Linked DNA regions of Mus musculus: region 2 is linked to region 1. The links are chromatin loops, found by intact Hi-C in ENCODE. Cell type or tissue: left cerebral cortex. All regions are shown on one strand. Links, peaks and the distances in the headings refer to the core of each region. The heading gives the core; the rest is flanking DNA. Region 1 holds the start of Gm51696 (a long non-coding RNA gene). Region 2 holds the start of Oxsr1 (oxidative-stress responsive 1).

The links. Hi-C counts contacts between places; a loop is a spot of excess contacts. Peaks named below come from ENCODE experiments on the same cell type or tissue, not always from the same donor. Only the 100,000 strongest peaks of a DNase experiment are listed, where the experiment ranks them.
Region 2: it touches region 1 in a loop (2.6-fold over the local background); 2 of 42 quality-filtered maps call a loop at or near these places.

The regions. Positions count from the first base shown.
Region 1 is chr9:118,917,598-118,926,048 of GRCm38, reverse strand. It overlaps Gm51696 (a long non-coding RNA gene), which reads right to left and starts at 5,438. Exons shown (of 2, transcript XR_003948271.1): 1 at 5,028-5,438; 2 at 4,225-4,546. In left cerebral cortex, for the core only: a CTCF peak has its summit at 5,090 (motif pointing left); DNase peaks (open chromatin) are centred at 4,709, 5,073 and 5,985; H3K27ac peaks cover 2,100 bases.
Region 2 is chr9:119,318,048-119,326,498 of GRCm38, reverse strand. Oxsr1 (oxidative-stress responsive 1) reads left to right here and starts at 4,072. Exons shown (of 18, transcript NM_133985.2): 1 at 4,072-4,494. The coding sequence starts at 4,425. In left cerebral cortex, for the core only: a CTCF peak has its summit at 3,429; DNase peaks (open chromatin) are centred at 3,696, 4,021 and 4,856; H3K4me3 peaks cover 2,835 bases; H3K27ac peaks cover 1,970 bases.

The DNA of each region.
Region 1 (8,451 bases), core at 2,059-7,058:
GGGAGCAGGGAGCGAGGCTGCATCGGGGTTCGGGCATAGAGTTGGGGTAATGTAGAGCTAGGCTGTGAGGTGAGCCATAGGGGATGCTGGGCCTGGGGGTGAGGAGGCGATGAGAGGTGCGCGGAGAGTCTGCAGACCGGGCTCACACTGTGTAGTCCGCATAAGCAGCCCGGGCGAGAGTCGGTGTGCAGAACAGTGCGTCCTCGAGGCTAGACCTCTTGGCACATGAGACTGTGGGCACCTCGGCGAGGGGTTCAGCCACTTAAAGACAGAAAAGAGGCTGTAGGTGGCTGATGGAGTGGAAAGGGGCCTGTAGGAGCAGAGCTGGGCCAGGACTCGAGTACATGAGCATCGGGCTGCTGTCAGGTCTGGGGTGACAGCCAAAGCTGGGTGTGAGCAGGTGCCCATCAGCTTCGGAGGGTCTGAGCATTTCGGCACCCGCACGCACCTTCTTGCTCCAACTTGCAGGCCCCACTTGCAGCCCTGTCAACCGGTGGGCGGGGGCAGTGCTGAAGGGGGCGGGCCGCGGGCGCTCGCGCGCGCTCCTCACCAATTACCGCTGTGTGGGCGGAGCTGAAGCTCGTGACTGACAGACGGGCTGGAGAAGACAATCTAACTCCGCCCATTCGCCAGTTTGCGCGCGCACTTGCCCCCTACTCCCCTACCCGCCTCTCCCCGGGTGGCTTTCAAGAGGGGAGGCCTGCTGGGACTTCCTTACTTTTCCACGCCGGTGCGATCCCGGCGCTGGCACCATTCAAGCCGCGTGTTCACCGATGAGCGTCTACAAAGTTGGAAAGAAACTTCCAGAAGCGCCTCTGGTAGACGCGAGCCCGCAGACGGGTGAAATCTATGGAGCCTCACTGTTGGAGACTGCCCCCCCCCCCCGCCCCGAAACAGGAGGGAGGCATGTCTGCAGAGGAGCTGCTGTTTACGAGAATTAGGCAAGAAGTTAACATTTTGTTCCCAAACCCAAGACCTCAAGTGGCATCCTGGTACTGCTGTACGTGGAGAAGGCGTCCCAGCTGCCCTTAGGGTGCACTCACCCAGGAATATCTGCTCTTCCCGAAGCACCTTAGGGATCCCCAGAATATCCAGGGGCAACCAAACCACGAAGCTCGAAGTGTCCGTTTGATTAGGAACGCAAGCTGTACCAAGTAGCCCACCCGCCAGCCAGGGCATGGCCTCTCTCTCTAAGGTCCAGACTCATTAAAGTCCAGTGGCACCGGAGCTTCACCTTGTCTCAACTTGTCTAATGCCTGTCACACGTTCTGAGGATATGCCTGGCATAGCCAGACTCACCTGGTCACGTGTTTAAACTCTGGATTCCTTTGCCTAAGAGAAGGGGGTGGGAGTACTTCCAAGGACTGTTCCTGTGGGAAAAGGGCTACCACGGGAACGGTTTTCAGACACTGACTCTCCTGCTCTGCTTTTTCAGTCGCTGCGATGCCCTGGGACTCTCCAGTAACAATTCTTGCCTCCCCCCCCCCCCCCCGCACCCTCTACCTTTCTAAGCTTCCTGAAATCACCGCTAATCTGCCAGCCAACTCCGCCCATTCACCCTTCCTTTTTATGAAAATATAAATTTATACATATTTCATATATGTATACACTATATTTTGATCAGTTCATCCGTCAGCCCCACTCAGCAGCAGCCACATGACATCTCCTGCCTAGTATCATGTTCTCTTTGATAATTATTTGTTTCTTTGACGTACTAATTACAATTAGCCTGAACACATAGAGATGGGGTCATTCATTGAGCCATGGGCAACTCAACAGTGGCCATACTTATGACTCTTGCCTCAGTAGATGCCAACTGCCAGTAGTAGGTCCTTTAGCTGGGGGTGGAACCGCCGCAGCCCCTCCCCATTCCTTGTTGGAAATATCACCTGTTCTGGTCTTGTGCAGGCAACCACAGCTGCTGTGGCACAGCACTTCTGCCTCCTTTTCTACATATTCCCTGAGCCTCCAAAGGGAGGTTGATGTAGGGCTGAGCACGCACAGTTGGTTAGTTGTTCCTCTCTCTCTCTCTCTCTCTCTCTCTCTCTCCACACACACACACACACACACACACACACACACACACACACACACACGTATATATGATAAATTTAAGTGTTAAACAGTAGCAGCTAGCAGCTACATCCAAACAAATGTGAGCAAATGCTCTTGGCCTTGGAAGGGAAAGACCTGAGAGTGACAAACACTTGAGAGATGACAAAAGATAGAATAGATACATTTGGCTGTCTCTGTCCATTTAGCAAGCATTTCTTGAGTGCCTTATCTTTGCTAGGATAAGGATGGGTTAGAAGGTTGGGTAGAAGTCTGTTTCCCATACACACCGCCATCACATAGTACTCTTGGACCACTGATTTTTTTTTTTTTATATATAAAAGCAGCTTTAGAGCCTGGCCTGGTATTGTACACCTTTAGCCTCAGTGGCTCTGACCCTACCAAGAGCATTGGCTTTAATTGTATAGTTTATATGGCAATCCACGCATATCATCAGAAAAGCTATTTTATTTTAGTATATATGATTATTACTCATCCTCTGGAGTCATATCAAATTTAAAAATGCCTCACCAACTTATTTCCCTCTTTATCTAATTGTAAAGTAGACTATCACTCATATCTGCTGCTGGGATCTTGTATATAATCTAAATATTTTATGAAGTGAGCCTCAGGCTTTCAGACCTGTGGCTGCCATTCATGAATCATAGGCCACCGGTGGCTGGCTGTCATCGATCTTTCTCTTCTCTTCTCTTCTCTTCTCTTCTCTTCTCTTCTCTTCTCTTCTCTTCTCTTCTCTTCTCGTCTTTTCCCCTCCCCTTCCTCCTCCTCCTCTTCCTCCTCCTCCTCCTTCTTTTTTAAAGATAGAACCTCAAGATATAGCCTGACTGGCCTGGAACTTCTTGTGTAGATGAGGCTGCCTGGCACTTACAGAGATTCTCCTGCCTCTGTCTCCCAAGTGCTGAGATTGAAGGTGTACACCAGGCGTATTTAAATACAATTCCTTAAACTGGAAACTAGTTGGAAAGACTGAAAAAGACAAAATGAACAGGGCAATGGAAAAATAGAGAAAACTACTACTTGAGAGAGAGAGAGAGAGAGAGAGAGAGAGAGAGAGAGAATGGGATGAAGGATCAGAGATTAAATAGCAAGACAAATGAAGCTAGAGCTGGTGACATCAGCCCTGAGAGGCCACACATTGCCGCAGATAGGAAGACGTGAAAAGCATGGGTAAGGGCAGCCAGCCTTGCTGGGAAGGGCCCTGAGGTACATTGTACTCCAGTGAGTGGCAGTGAGCTCTTAGTATGTGTGAGAGTAGACATGAGGGAGGAGCACAGGCTTTGAGACCAGGTCCGGTGATGCATGGGGTTCAGGTCAAGCAGAGCCTTATAAAGCAGGGGACCCTTTATAGAAGGAAGGAGTGTGGAATGAGTGGCTGTATGGCTACAAGATCCCTGCCAGCTAACAGTTGGTCGGGAGCAATGCAAAAGATAGAGGGACCCGTCCAGAAAGGATTTGGTGGCTGTGGGGACAGAGAGGACTGAGAAGACTCCCGATGCACTGTGGAGAGAGAGTGGACAAGTCTTGCCTACTGGTTGTTGGGCTGAGGAGTGAGAGATGAGCAAGGAAGAAATGGCCTCCCAGCCTGGAGCCTGGGTGCTCGAGACAAGGGTGGAAACCTGTGGGAGAAGGGCTGCTCTGGCCCTCCCAGCCTGCTCTCCACCCTTGAATCTCTGCTCCAGGCTATTTCTTGGTGCTGTGTCCCTTCGGGTTTGTGTGTGTGTGTGTGTGTGTGTGTGTGTGTGTGTGTGTGTGTGTGTGTGTGTTCCATGCCTTCAAGGTCTCTGGTACCTTCCTTCCTCTAACTTTCCCTTTTAGGAGCCCAGCCTAAAGGTGGCAATTCTCTTGTTGGAGAAAGAGGAAGTAGTTTCTGGACAGAGAGAGAGACACTCGTGGTGAATGCACCATAGAGCCTGCCCTTGGGGATTTGTCTCTCTGGGACACTAGGACTTGGGTGAGATTTCTCTCGCAAACATCCCTTCTCTCATAGTGGGTACCAGAAAGTCCCAAGGAGCCCCACTCCAGCCTAGGCAGACCACACCATGCCTCACCTACACTATACCTCTGTGCTTTAATATGGAAGGCTTAGGCCTAACGAAGCAGGCAAAACACTCAAAGGAGGCTCACGGCATAGTAGACAAAGCAGAGGGATAATTACTGATGGCCCAGAGAAGAGCTGGTTTATTCTGTAGGGAGTCCTCACAGAATGATTGCCCAGAGTCGTCTTTGAGGCTTTAGTCTTCTGAGTGAGTGGACTTCTGCCTCCAGTGTGCACAGAGAAGGCTGGGTAGTGATGGAGGAAGAGGGCCCAGAAGGCCAGGCTGCACCAGCACTTCAACCTGTGAGTAAACTGGAGCACTGATGACTTCTTCTTTAAGGTTTATTTTTAATATACGTGCATGGATGTTTTTACCTGTATGTCGTCTGTCCAGGTGCCGTGTGTATCCGAGGAGGCCAGAAGAGGGCGTCAGATCCCCTGGAACAGGAGATAGTTGTGGGCCTCCATGTGGGTGCTGGGGTCGAAACTTGGGCCCTCTGGAAGAGCAGCCAGTGCTCTTAACCAGCTCCCACTCACGGATAACTCTTTGCAAAAGGAAGCAGCATCTCTTAGCTAGAGCATGTCTGTGGGTTGACAGAAGAACTCAAGCCAGCTTTAGCAACGTTAGGGAGTCTGCTAGCTTACATAACCAAAGCCAAAGCATGGGTACGTGCTTGAGATCGGGACATGACGTCATCCCTAATGAGATTGGGGCATGACGTCATCCCCAAGGGGTCAACAGCTCACCCTCACCAGCGATCTATCCACTCATGAAGACCCGCTATTCTCATCACACAGATTCTTCCCCTTGAATACGGTGTCCAGGGGCTCTCAAGCCATCCACACTCTGCATACATCCCCAGGGATGCCCTCTACCTGACCTCAGGCAGGGGGTGCTTGCATACTGTATGCTTCCTACCAATAAAGACACTGATGCCCAAGAATAAAGTCCCAGAAATGGGTCAGTGGTCCAGCAGGTGCAGCCTGCCCCCTGGTGGCTGAACATTGTGAGTTCCTTGCCGTGTCAAGCTGGGTGTGGCTCTTCCAACTACCAGCTCCTTAGGGCTAGCTCAGCCAGAGAGGGTCCAGCCTTGTTTCTATTCCATCCAGCTGCTGTGATTAATAGAAGAGTCCTTGGGAATGTAGGGGTCTGGGGAGGACAGAGAACAGGATCCAGAGTGACGTGTTCTGTTGGCATCCAGTCTCAGGAAGACATCCACCAGAGTGGATGGTGGCCACTGGCAAAGAAGAAAAAGGCAGCCAGGCTGATGAACACGGGGGCTGGCAGGGGATTTGGTATAAAGCCGTTCAGGAAGTGTTTTCAAACCTGGGAACATTCCAAGTATATCTAGAAAGCAGAGGAGGGTATACCCTTTCCCACACTACCTCCAAAATCCCAGATATTCTCTACCAGAGAACTTGGGTACAAGAACGGGCTACTTGAAAACCAAGAGTCAGGGGAGGATGTAGCCCCACCCTGACCCCCTATTATGATGGAATAGCTCCTGAGCAAAGTAAGCAACCCCCATGTGCCCTCAACCCAGCAGTGGCTTTGAGTCCTAAAAGATCAAGGAGGCCCAAGCTGATTTCACAACTGGAACCCTTTGAGGTGGGACCTCATACGTTGTGCTCTCCGCCCTCGCCCCACACAAACGCTGGGTTGTCCCAGGCTACTGATGAAAAGTAGCCGCACATACACAGCCTTATTCGTGTGGTTTGGGGTATCTGTGTGCATGTGTGGCCCTCGCTGGGAAGACTGCTGCCTTCTCCAGTCACTCACTCACCATGGGCTTTGACAGGAGGCTGCCCGTGGTAACTGCCTGCTGGCATCATTCCCATGGGCGGGGCCCCAGCCAGGCTGGTCTGGTTGGCACATGCAGCCACATGCTCAGCTGTACACAGGCTCATATACATGCCAGGGCACCAGGCACACGTGATGAGACTATCTGCCCAGCTGGTTTTTCTACGTTGGCACTGCCTGTTCTTCACTGTCTTCCCTACCTGGGCTCCCACGTGTCTGCCAGGACAGTGCTCGAAACTCCTCCTGCTCCCTTTGAACCCAGCTGTCTGGGTCTCAGATTCAATTCGTGGGTGAGACTAGGTCTCTACTTCATTTCTGCTTGGCGCAGCAGTTTCCTCGGAGGCCTGCGTAGAAAGGCTGAGGCTGCTGGCTTCCTCTCTCATATGTGTTCATGCCTCATTAATCGCTCCAGCACGCATGCTCATATACTGCTGCGCTCACTGTCAACGGCCCCGTGCGTGCATTGCTAACCTTGATTCTTAGGTGAGGCTCCCGATCCCAGCAAGCGGTCACTGTTGGCCCTGTTTGGTGCAGGTACTCCATTGCCTTGGGAGGAGGCCCTCCCTGTAATCCGCACCTGAGAGCAGGCTGGCTAGGGTGGATGGAGAGGAGGTGGGTGAGGACTTGGGGGGACAGATAAATAAGTGATTTCCTATCTCTCAATCTTGCTTCCCTAAGCAAGAATGTCCAGACAGTGGTCCGTAGCCCAGAACCTGCTCAAAGTAATACAACACCGAAGAGAATTCCCGTCCTGGCCTGAGCTTTGAGATGGGAACAAAGAAGTTAAGTTTATGGAAATTCTGGAACCATTAAAATATATTTGCAAAATACGGAATCAAAATATTTTGGGAGAAATGAAAATTCTAACCAGCCTGATTTGGCTAGACCGTAAGAGTTCCCCAAACACAACTCTTTTTTTTTTTTTTTTTTTTTCTTTTCCCCAAGACAGGGTTTCTCTGTATAACCCTGGCTGTCCTGGAACTCACTCTGTAGACCAGGTTGTCCTTAAACTCACAGAGGTTTTCCTGGCTCTGCGCCCAGAGTGCTGGTACTAAAGGTGTGAGCCACCACCTCCCGGCCCCCAAACTCATTTTCCTGTGTGCTGTGTCTGTGAGTCCTTGGTGGGGTGAGTCTCCCTTAGCCGCAGGGAGGGTCCCGTAAGTGAAGAACCAGCATGAGAGGCCTCAAGCAGGGGGGCCTCTACCTGTTTAAGGGTTCACAGGAGCCCATCGCAATCACCATGTGGGGGAAATCCACCACCTGGTGGGTCTCAGAGTGACTAGGTTCCTCAGCCCATTCTAGAAATGGAGCCACAGGCCTGGGGATCACTCCAGACCACAGCGGGTTCCTTTGGATAAAGTCATTTGTCACAAATATGGTGCCTCTGCACTTCCTGTTTCTGATTTTCTTTGAGTATGCCCCTCACCCAGCCCTCCTGCAAGCAACCGCACACTTTCTACTTCAAACTCTGGAAAGACAGAGAGAGAGAGAGACAGAGACAGAGACAGAGAGACAGACACACACACATACACACACAGAGAGAGAGACAGAGAGAGACACAGAGAGAGAGAGAGAGACAGACAGACAGACAGAGAGAGACAGAGAGAAAGAGAGACAGACAGACAGACAGACAGAGACAGAGAGAGAGAGAGAGGAAGAAAGAGAGAGAGAGGGAAACAGAGAGACACACACAAAGAGAGAAGAGAGTTGATCACTCTGGCTTAGTTCATGACACTGACAAGTTAAAATCATATAGATAATTATTCCAAATCTTAGTGCCTTTAAAACAGAAAGCAAGAGGATGGTGGTGGGCCAGGGGTTAAAAGCACTGGCTGCTCTTCCGGAAGACCCAGTTTCTGTTCCCAGCTCCCATATGTCTATATGTCCCATATGTCCCAGCTCACAACTCTCTATAAATCCAGTTGCAGGGGATCTGATAGCTTCTTCTGGCCTCCACTGGCACCAGGTGTGCACATGGTGCATGGACAAACATACAGACTCTCACACATACACACAATCAAATACTAAGTAGAGGCACACGTCCATGCTTGGTGGGCGTAGCTTGGCACCACACTGTGCAGTGTTACCTGGGCTGCTGGTCATCGATATCGTTTTATACGTGCCAGATGAAGTCAGTAGGTGCAGGGACATCCACGGACGCTTCTACCGGCCATCTCCTGCTTTCTGTACTCTGACGCTTTGACCTCGAGGGGTCTTGCTGACCCTGTAAATACTTCGACCTCCAGGCATGGGTCCTAGATGGCAAACAACTCACCTGAAAGGGCCTCTTCCATGTGTGTGGCGCCAGTTAGGAGGGCATCCCCAGAGGCAACTTCTTTGTCAGTCTCCTTGGGCAGCCACCCTCGTGCCAAATTGTTCACAACCCCTCCATTGGGGTCAAGCCTCACAGTTTAAGTAGCTGGATTTTGGGGGTCCTCTTCAGGCTGTTGTCTGGCTATTTCCTGCTCTGTGGGAAGAGAGATTTGCAGGATACAAGGGTATGTGAGCATCTGGAGTGTGTGCGCTGCCTGTCCTATGACAG
Region 2 (8,451 bases), core at 1,456-6,455, 400 kb before region 1:
GTCTCGAAATCTGTCTTTCCCTCTCCATTCTGCAGATGCTAATGGCAAAACTCAGTGCATGCAGCTGCTTCAACGAGAAAGCATGAATATTCTTTTACATCCAGTTTCTCAGTCCAGGGATAGATGGTGGTAGGTCATGTTCTTTGGCCTGTTGCAGAGTTTGCCTTCTGAGAGTCTTGGTACATGAAACACATCTGTAGCTGCCTGTGTGCTCTCTGAACCCACAAGCTTGCTTTTCTAGGCACTGAGCTGTGGAGGAGTGTGGGAGAGTTAACACTATAAGGGCAAAGATACTCCTGATTAATATCTCACCTTCTGTGTGGTCCTGAGGATTGGCATTCGTGAATGCTAGGCTAGCAAGAACTGCACCGTCAGCCACACTCTCAGCCCTTCCTTGTTTCTAGTCTCTTAATACAACAATTTTGAGATGTGTCTGCCTTTCTTTCTTTCTTTCTTTCTTTCTTTCTTTCTTTCTTTCTTTCTTTCTTTCTTTCTTTTGTTTTTTAAAAGATTTATTTATTTTAATGTTTGTTTATTTATTTATTTATTATATGTAAGAACACTGTAGCTGTCTTCAGACACTCCAGAAGAGGGCATCAGATTATTTATTTATTTATTTATTTATTTATTTATTATATGTAAGTACACTGTAGCTGTCTTCAGACACTCCAGAAGAGGGCATCAGATTATTTATTTATTTATTTATTTATGTATTTATTTATTATACGTAAGTACACTGTAGCTGTCTTCAGACACTCCAGAAGAGGGCATCAGATTTCGTTATGGATGGTTGTGAGCCACCATGTGGTTGCTGGGATTTGAACTCAGGGCCTTTGGAAGAGCAGTCAGCGCTCTTACCCGCTGAGCCATCTCACCAGCCCGCCTGCTTGCTTGCTTTCTTTCTTTCTTTCTTTCTTTCTTTCTTTCTTTCTTTCTTTCTTTCTTTCCTTCCTTCCTTCCTTCCTTCCTTCCTTCCTTCCTTCCTTCCTTCGTCCTTTAGACAGGGTTTCTCTGTGTAGCCCTGGTTGTCCTGGAACTCACTCTGTAGACCATGCTGGCCTGGAAAAAGAGATCTACCTGCCTCCATCTCCTGAGTGCTGGGATTAGAGACGTATGCCATCACCATCTGGCTGTGTTGTGTTGTTTTTTAGGTTACACAAAGAAGAATGAAGCCCATCACCCACACACTAAGCCCTGATTAATAATATCCATCAACAATTATCCTTCTCTTCTCTCAACTCTTCCATTCTTTAGAGAGCCTCTTTGGGTTGCCCTTAAATAAACTTTGCACTCAAATTCTGGTCCTAGAGCTTGATTTGGGAGGAAGGGAACTGAACCAACACAAGAATGCCTTGAGAATGTGGGGAAAAACAGATTCTCTTCCTGTGAAAAATATGCCATACTCTCAAGAAACCAGGGTGGGATATGGGGAATATTTGAATATAAGGATCAGGGTTCCAGAACCATTCCACATTTCCTTTCCTCTCTTCCTCTAAATGATTATCAAGGGAGTCACAGGCATAAGTGGGAGAAAACCATAATTTTACTAATAGTTTCAAAAGCAGATTTCTGAGTTTGAGTCCATCCTGGTCTACAAAGTGAGTTCCAGGGTAGCCAGGGCTAACAGAGAAACCTTGTCTCGAAAAACCAACAAAACAAAACAAAACAAACAAAAAACTCAACAAAACAAAACAACAACAACAAAAAAACCAAAAAATCCTCCTCCTATTTAAAGCACACTTTACATAGCTGGCTCCCTTTGCTCCGGGTTCGCTGAGGTGATGTCACGGCGTCACGGTCACACCCTTGAGACATGCAAGCTGCGCCTTTCCTGTATGGTGCTTTATGATTTATAAGTACTTATTTTTTTTAAGTTTTATTTATTTTATGTATGTGAGTACATTGTAGTTCTCTTCGGACATACCAGAGAAGGGCATTGGATCCCATTGCAGACAGTTGTGAGCCACCATGTGGTTGCTGGGAATTGAACTCAGAACCTCTGGAAGTGCCAGTGCTCTTAACTGCTGAGCCATCTCTCCAGCCCAATTACTTAACTATTAACTTAAATGCTCCCTACTGCTTACTACAAAAACTCCATACTCCAGCAAAAAAAAAAAAAAAAAAAAAAAAGGGGGGTGGGGGGACTAAGTCCCTGATCACTGTTGTGAGAGTGCTCACATGCAAGATATTTTAAAGGCTGAATCTTGCTTGAGCTTATGGCCTCAAATACCCAATTCCTGGCTTCCTTCCTCATTAAAATCATGGTATTTTAACCTCGACTAGGCCACAGAAAGTCAGGGACAGGGGAAACAAAATGACCAGATTTATAGAGAAGGTTCCTGCTCTACCAATCCACTGAGGTACATGAATGAGGAGGTAAGCAAGAACACATTAATGAATGCACTATAATGTTATCTAATAATAATTAAGACCCAGTATCTTGAAATTTCACCATGAAACTGGTAGTTCCTTTTCTTGGGGGAAGGGGAAAGAAGGCAGTCCCAAATTCTAAGTTATATAATTTATTTTCATGGTAATGAAAGAAAATTGTAAAGTGTATCCGTGGTCCACAGAGCCCAACAATTCCAGATTATTTTTGGCTTATTGGTTTTCTATTGGTACACACCATGAAGAGTTCCAATCTGTCCCCACTTCCTCTCGATGTTACTTTTATTCTTCTTCCAGCAAGAAAAAGTTATCACACGCACTAAATGTGTCACAAGTAGTGGCTGCAACAAATTTCTTCCTTCCTTCCTTCCTTATTTTTTTTTTTAAAGATTTTATTTATTTTATATATATGAGTACACTGTAGCTGTATTTAGACATACCAAATGAGGGCATTGGATCCCATTTCAGATGGTTGTGAGCCACCATGTGGTTGCTGGGAATTGACCTCAGGACCTCTGGAAGAGCAGTCAGTGCTCTCAACCACTGAGCCATTTCTCCAGCCCTGAAACACATTTCTACAGCAAGACCTTGCACCTTTGCCGGGTCTGGAATATTCTGTCCTCCCATTTTCTGTTTGCTGAGATCCCCTTAGCACTGTAAGGTCTGGCCCAAATGGGACCTCTTCTTGAGATGTTCCATAAGTCCTATCAACCAGACGCGCTCATGGCCTTCCCACCGAAGAGCTCAGCAGTGCTGCTCAGCTGAACACTTTGTCCGCAGCGACCCTGTCCAGGTTGATGTTTTAATGTTTTGTTTCACCAAAGCGCGATCTTCTAAGGCCAAGAAAACGGAACTTATTTTTGTGAAGATGACAAAAGCCAGGGCCGGGGGCCTAGAGCTGACCCCTAAGTCGCGTGACAGAAACCACTGAACAGTCAAGGCGCTGCCTGGGCAGAGACAACTAACCTAGGTCCCAGGCAGGTGCTGTTTCTTTAGACCCGAAGCGGAGAAAAGACAGAAACCGCTTCCTCCCGGATCCTGGAGGCGGCGCTGAGTACTTCCGCCTTAGGAAAAAAAAAAATGTCATCACGGGCCGAGCTTCCGGCTCCACTCGGGAGCCCGCAAGACCTTTTATCCTAGTTGGCCTTCGTCCGCGCACCCCACCCGGCCGCTCCCTCGGGCTTCTCCACACCCCGGGGCGCGGTTTGCACGTCTCGAGGGTGTGACCGTGACGCCGTGACGTCACCTCAGCGAACCCGGTCCTGAAAGGTTTTGGCGCTCGGTAGGAACTGGGAGTCAAGTTCCCGGAGGCGGGACTAACATATGACTGATGTCCACACGCTCCAGTTGCCGTTCTCATGCTTTCTCAAACCAACCAATGAATGCAAAGCAGAGAGGGCAACGCCCCTCCCTCAGCTTCTAGAGGAAGCGCCGCTCCTTCGGTTTAGCACTCAGTGGCCGCCATGCTTGGTGTGGCTCCTCGTTCTGCGGCAGTTTGCTCTGTTTTGGCTTTCAGACGCCCTCAGTGAACTCCTCCACGAGCACTTCTGCTCTCTAACTATCGACTTCCACTCTTTCCGGCTTCCTTCTCGCTTGCCTCTTGTCCGGCCACACTCAAGATGGCGGCCGGGGGGCGGCGAGCCGCGGCCAGGCTTCCCCGGCGTGGTGACGTCAGCGCGCTGCGTGTCGGCAGGTGGAGGGAGAAGGGAAAGTTTGGCCCGTGCTTGGGGTTCGGGTGGAGGGCGGGACGGAGGGGCAGGGCTGGGTAGAAGCTTGTTTCGCGGTGCCGCGGAGGTTAAGGCCGGCTCGTGGGCTGGGCCGGGGACTGCGGGACGCGGAGCCGCGGGAGGCGAGGTCGGTCGCAGCCGCGCGTCTCCGCCTCGGGGCCGCGCTTGACCCGCGCGCCCCGGCGTTGTGCGCCCCAAGGCTGGGCCAAGCGGCGGGTTGGGGGCGGCGGCTGGGCGTGGGGAGGCGCGCGGCGAGGTGACCTGAGAGCCCGGAGCGTGAGGAGCACGGAGCCAGGCGCTGCAGCCGTCATGTCCGAGGACTCGAGCGCCCTGCCCTGGTCCATCAACAGGGACGACTACGAGCTGCAGGAGGTGATAGGTGAGAGCCGAGGGGCGACGCGCCGGGGTTCTGGGCCCGAGCCTTGCTGGGCACTGGTGCGAGCCGTGCGCCTAGGGTGGGGCTCCCTTCGGAGGGAGAAGCGTACCTGAGACAGATGCGTCCTGTGCAGAAGAGCCATGTGGATGGGCGGCAGGCCTGGCTCAGGGGGCACTAGGGTCCGTGGGCAGAGCCGCGTGGCTCTGGGATTGTGGGGTCTGTGCACTTGAGTCCATCCCTGCATCCACGCGACGATGCACTATTTCGCAGGTGTGAGGCTGAGGGCAGCTCCAGGTACCGGTGCTGAGCAGGTTAGACCCGCCTCTAGCTCTTTACAACTGACTTCTCAGATCCCGGAGGCAGACGTCAACTACATAGAAAGAATGGGAAAAGCGGTAACAGGTCTCAGTAGGTGGCCGGAAGGAACCGGGCAAGATGTTATAAGGAGTGGTTTGAACAAGTTACGTGATTTCAAGGAAAAGTTGAGCCCTCAAAGCGAGTCGGAGGAAGATCGCCTTTCCCCCTCCATTGAGGAATAAGAAAATACTTAGACTCTGAGGAGAGAGAGAGTGCTTGATAAGTTGAGGGACCAGAAAGAGGGCACACATTAGTCTCAGGGACCTTTAAAGCTATGGTAAAGATTTGGAGTTTCAAGTTGTCCTTGGAGGGCTTCAACTAGGGACCATGGCTCGCTCCATAAATCTGGCTATTATGTGTGAAGTGGCCCTGAATAAGATCCGAGAATACCAGTTGGTCGACAGCAAGCATGGATTGTTACTCTCAGAGGTGCAGCGTGCTTGAGGAGGTTAAGCGGCTAGGGATGAGGGAGAGTTTGTAGCCCAGCAGTAATGCAGTGGCCATAGAAATCGAAGGGAAATGGGTTTAGCAAAACAAAGGCTTAATCAGCAGACCACTGTTTGTTGGAAGAAGTCTGTCTACACTGATAGCATTCTACCTTAAAATTAGCTTTACAATAGAGACCTGCCAAAAATCCCAGAGCTTCCTTAAAGGTGCCAGTGTTTATTTCTCGGTGTTAAGGAGAGCAAAAACAAAAAGCCACCAAATTTCGTTGTAGGTCTCTGTGTGGCTCTGTGTAGGTTTATGTGCTCGTGTAAAGGCTAGCTTTTCACGTTCTTTTTTTGTTTGTTTCTTAGCTTTTTTTGGGGGGGGGGTGGAGGGGGAGGAGAAGGATAGGGTTTCTCTGTGTAGCCCTGGCTGTCCTGGAACTCACTTTGTAGACCAAGCTGGCCTTGAACTCAGAAATCCGCCTGCCTCTGCCTCCCAAATGCTGGAATCAAAGGCGTGCGGTGCGCCACCACACCCGGCTTTCCCTTGCTTTTTGATGAGTCTCTTTAGTTGATCCGGAACTTACCTTTTGACTAGATTCCTAAGACGCCTGAGTCCTCCTGTCTCTGCCTGGAAGCACTTGGATTTCAGGCTCTTTCTAGGATCCCTGGGCCTCCCACTTCACATGGGGGCTGGGGATCCAAACTCAGGTTGCTAGTGTTCACTCAGCACACATTCTACACTGAGCTATCTCCCCAGCCCCCTCCTCCCCCCCCCCCCCGTTTTTTTTTTTTTTTTTAAAGGCAGGTCTCTGGTTGCTCAACTTGGCATCAGATTTGCTGTGTAGGTAAGATGGTTGCCATTTCTCTACATTTCAGCTTTATGCTTTCTCTGCCAAGCCTGATGACCTGAGTTCCATTCCTGGGACACTAGCGGAAGAAGGAGAAGCTTATATCCCCCCCAACCCCCAAGTGCAATGAAACATAAAAGATGCTTCATCTTTAAGTCACTTCATAGGTCTGTCCTTGCTGCATATTGGGTCTTTGACTGGTTGAACTAGGCATGTCTCTGTTTTTGTAAAGACGCTCTTGATTGGTTGTTTCTTGGGAACTTACTTTCATAATGAAGAGAGAGTTTAAATGGGAGACTCCAGAGTGATGTCAGAAAAATAAAGAAAGGGGATTCTGTTATTCTGGAAGAGTAACATTGTTCTTCCCTTCTGGTGGGGTGTGCATCCCTTCTGGTTGTCTACAGCTAGAGGACTGGTTATAGTTATCATCCCTGATGCTTCTGCTCTTCAGCTACAAACTCTGAGAGCTGCAAGGGCTGTGGAGATGGAGTGACACTAAGTTTGCCCAATGATAACTATAGAACAGGATGTCTTAGTGGGCAGTACAGAGGGAGTCTGGTAGTTCTGAGAGTAGATTCACACCCCACTCATAGAGTGGTCCATGGTTCGTCACAGGTTAAGAATGCCAGTGTGATTGGGTCACCTTTTACAAAACAACCTGCCAGCTGGAGAGATGGCTTAGAAGTTAAGAGCATTTACTACTCTTTTAGAGGACCTGAGTTTGGTTCCTAGCACCAATATCAGGGGCCTCACAGCCGTCTGCAATAGAAACTCGGGGAGATCAGATTGTTTTTGGCCTCAGGCACCTGCACATACATGACATTTGAATATAGATATGCACATATACACAGGAATGAAAAATAAAAATAATTTTTTTACCATGAATTCCAGTCATAACGTGATTTTTTCTTTTAGTATGTTTACCGTGTAACCATCATACCATCCAGCTTTAGATTATTCCTGTCATCCCAGTGGGACGCGCTTGTGTTTCCTGCTCCCAGTCCCAGGCAACCACACATTTATTTTTGCCTATTGGTTGTCTTTTCTGGACATTTTACTTAAATAGGATCCTATAATAATGTGACCTTTGGTGTTTGGCTTCTGTCACATAGCACACTATTTTTAAGAGTTTGTGAATGTATAATTTATACCCCATAAAATAACCTGATTAAAGTGTACAGTTCAGTAATATCTTAGTAAATTTACAGAGTTGTTCAGTCATCACCACAATCCAGTTTTAGAACATTTCTCTCATTCCAAAACGATGCCTCATGTCCATTTGCAATAAGGAGTAACCCCTGTTCCACCCCAGCCCAGGCAGCTAAAACCTTACCTTCTGTCTGTATAGATTTTCCCTCTGGACATTTCATATAGGAGTAATCATATAATGGATACTCCTTGGTATTTGTCATCTCTTACTCTGCATACTTGCTGAGGTTCAGCCATGTCCCATAGCATGCAGTAACAGTTACTCATAGTTCCTTGGACTTGGACGGCAGTTGATGGGAATTGGGTTGTTTCTCTTCCTTGGCTTTTCGGGATAAACTGCTTGTATTCATGTCAAGTCTTATTGGACAATGCTTTATTTTCCTTGTAGAAACCCAGGAGTAGAATTGCAAGGTCGCAACAGTAAGTTCTACTTCTCTCGGTAAACCACCAACATGTTCGTTCTCTCAGAGTGCTTGCACCATTTTACAGTCATCTGCTTTGTGTGAGAACTACCATTTCTCTACAACTTAGCCGCCTGCAGTTTGTCTTCTTTTGTTTCTTTTGTATGTGTGACTGTATCGTATGTTCAGGGGCGCACCAAGGCCTCACACATGGTAAACGTGTGCTTTGCTGCTGAAGTCCATGGCTAGCCCTGTCTCTGGTTACCGCTCTTGTAGTGAATTGGTCCATCTCTCTGAGGACTAATGATGGTGAAGATGGTTCTGCGTGCTTGCTTAGACGTTCACACACTCACCTTGACCTCTCTTGCTTGGGTAGTACTTTGGTACCTTTTAGAGGAAAGGCTCCCCTCTGGAGCACAGGCCGGTCTCAATTGGTGGCAGGTCCCCCCCCCCCTTCCTCCCACTGCCCCTCCCTTTCCATTTTTCATTTTCATTTTCCTTTCCCTTTCTTTTTTCCTCCCCTGATACAAAATACCATATAGCGGGCTGGTGAGTTGGCTCAGTGGGTAAGAGCACCCGACTACTCTTCCGAAGGTCTGAAGTTCAAATCCCAGCAACCACATGGTGGCTCACAACCATCTGTAACAAGATCTGACGCCCTCTTCTGGAGTGTCTGAAGACAGCTACAGTGTACTTACATATAATAAATAAATC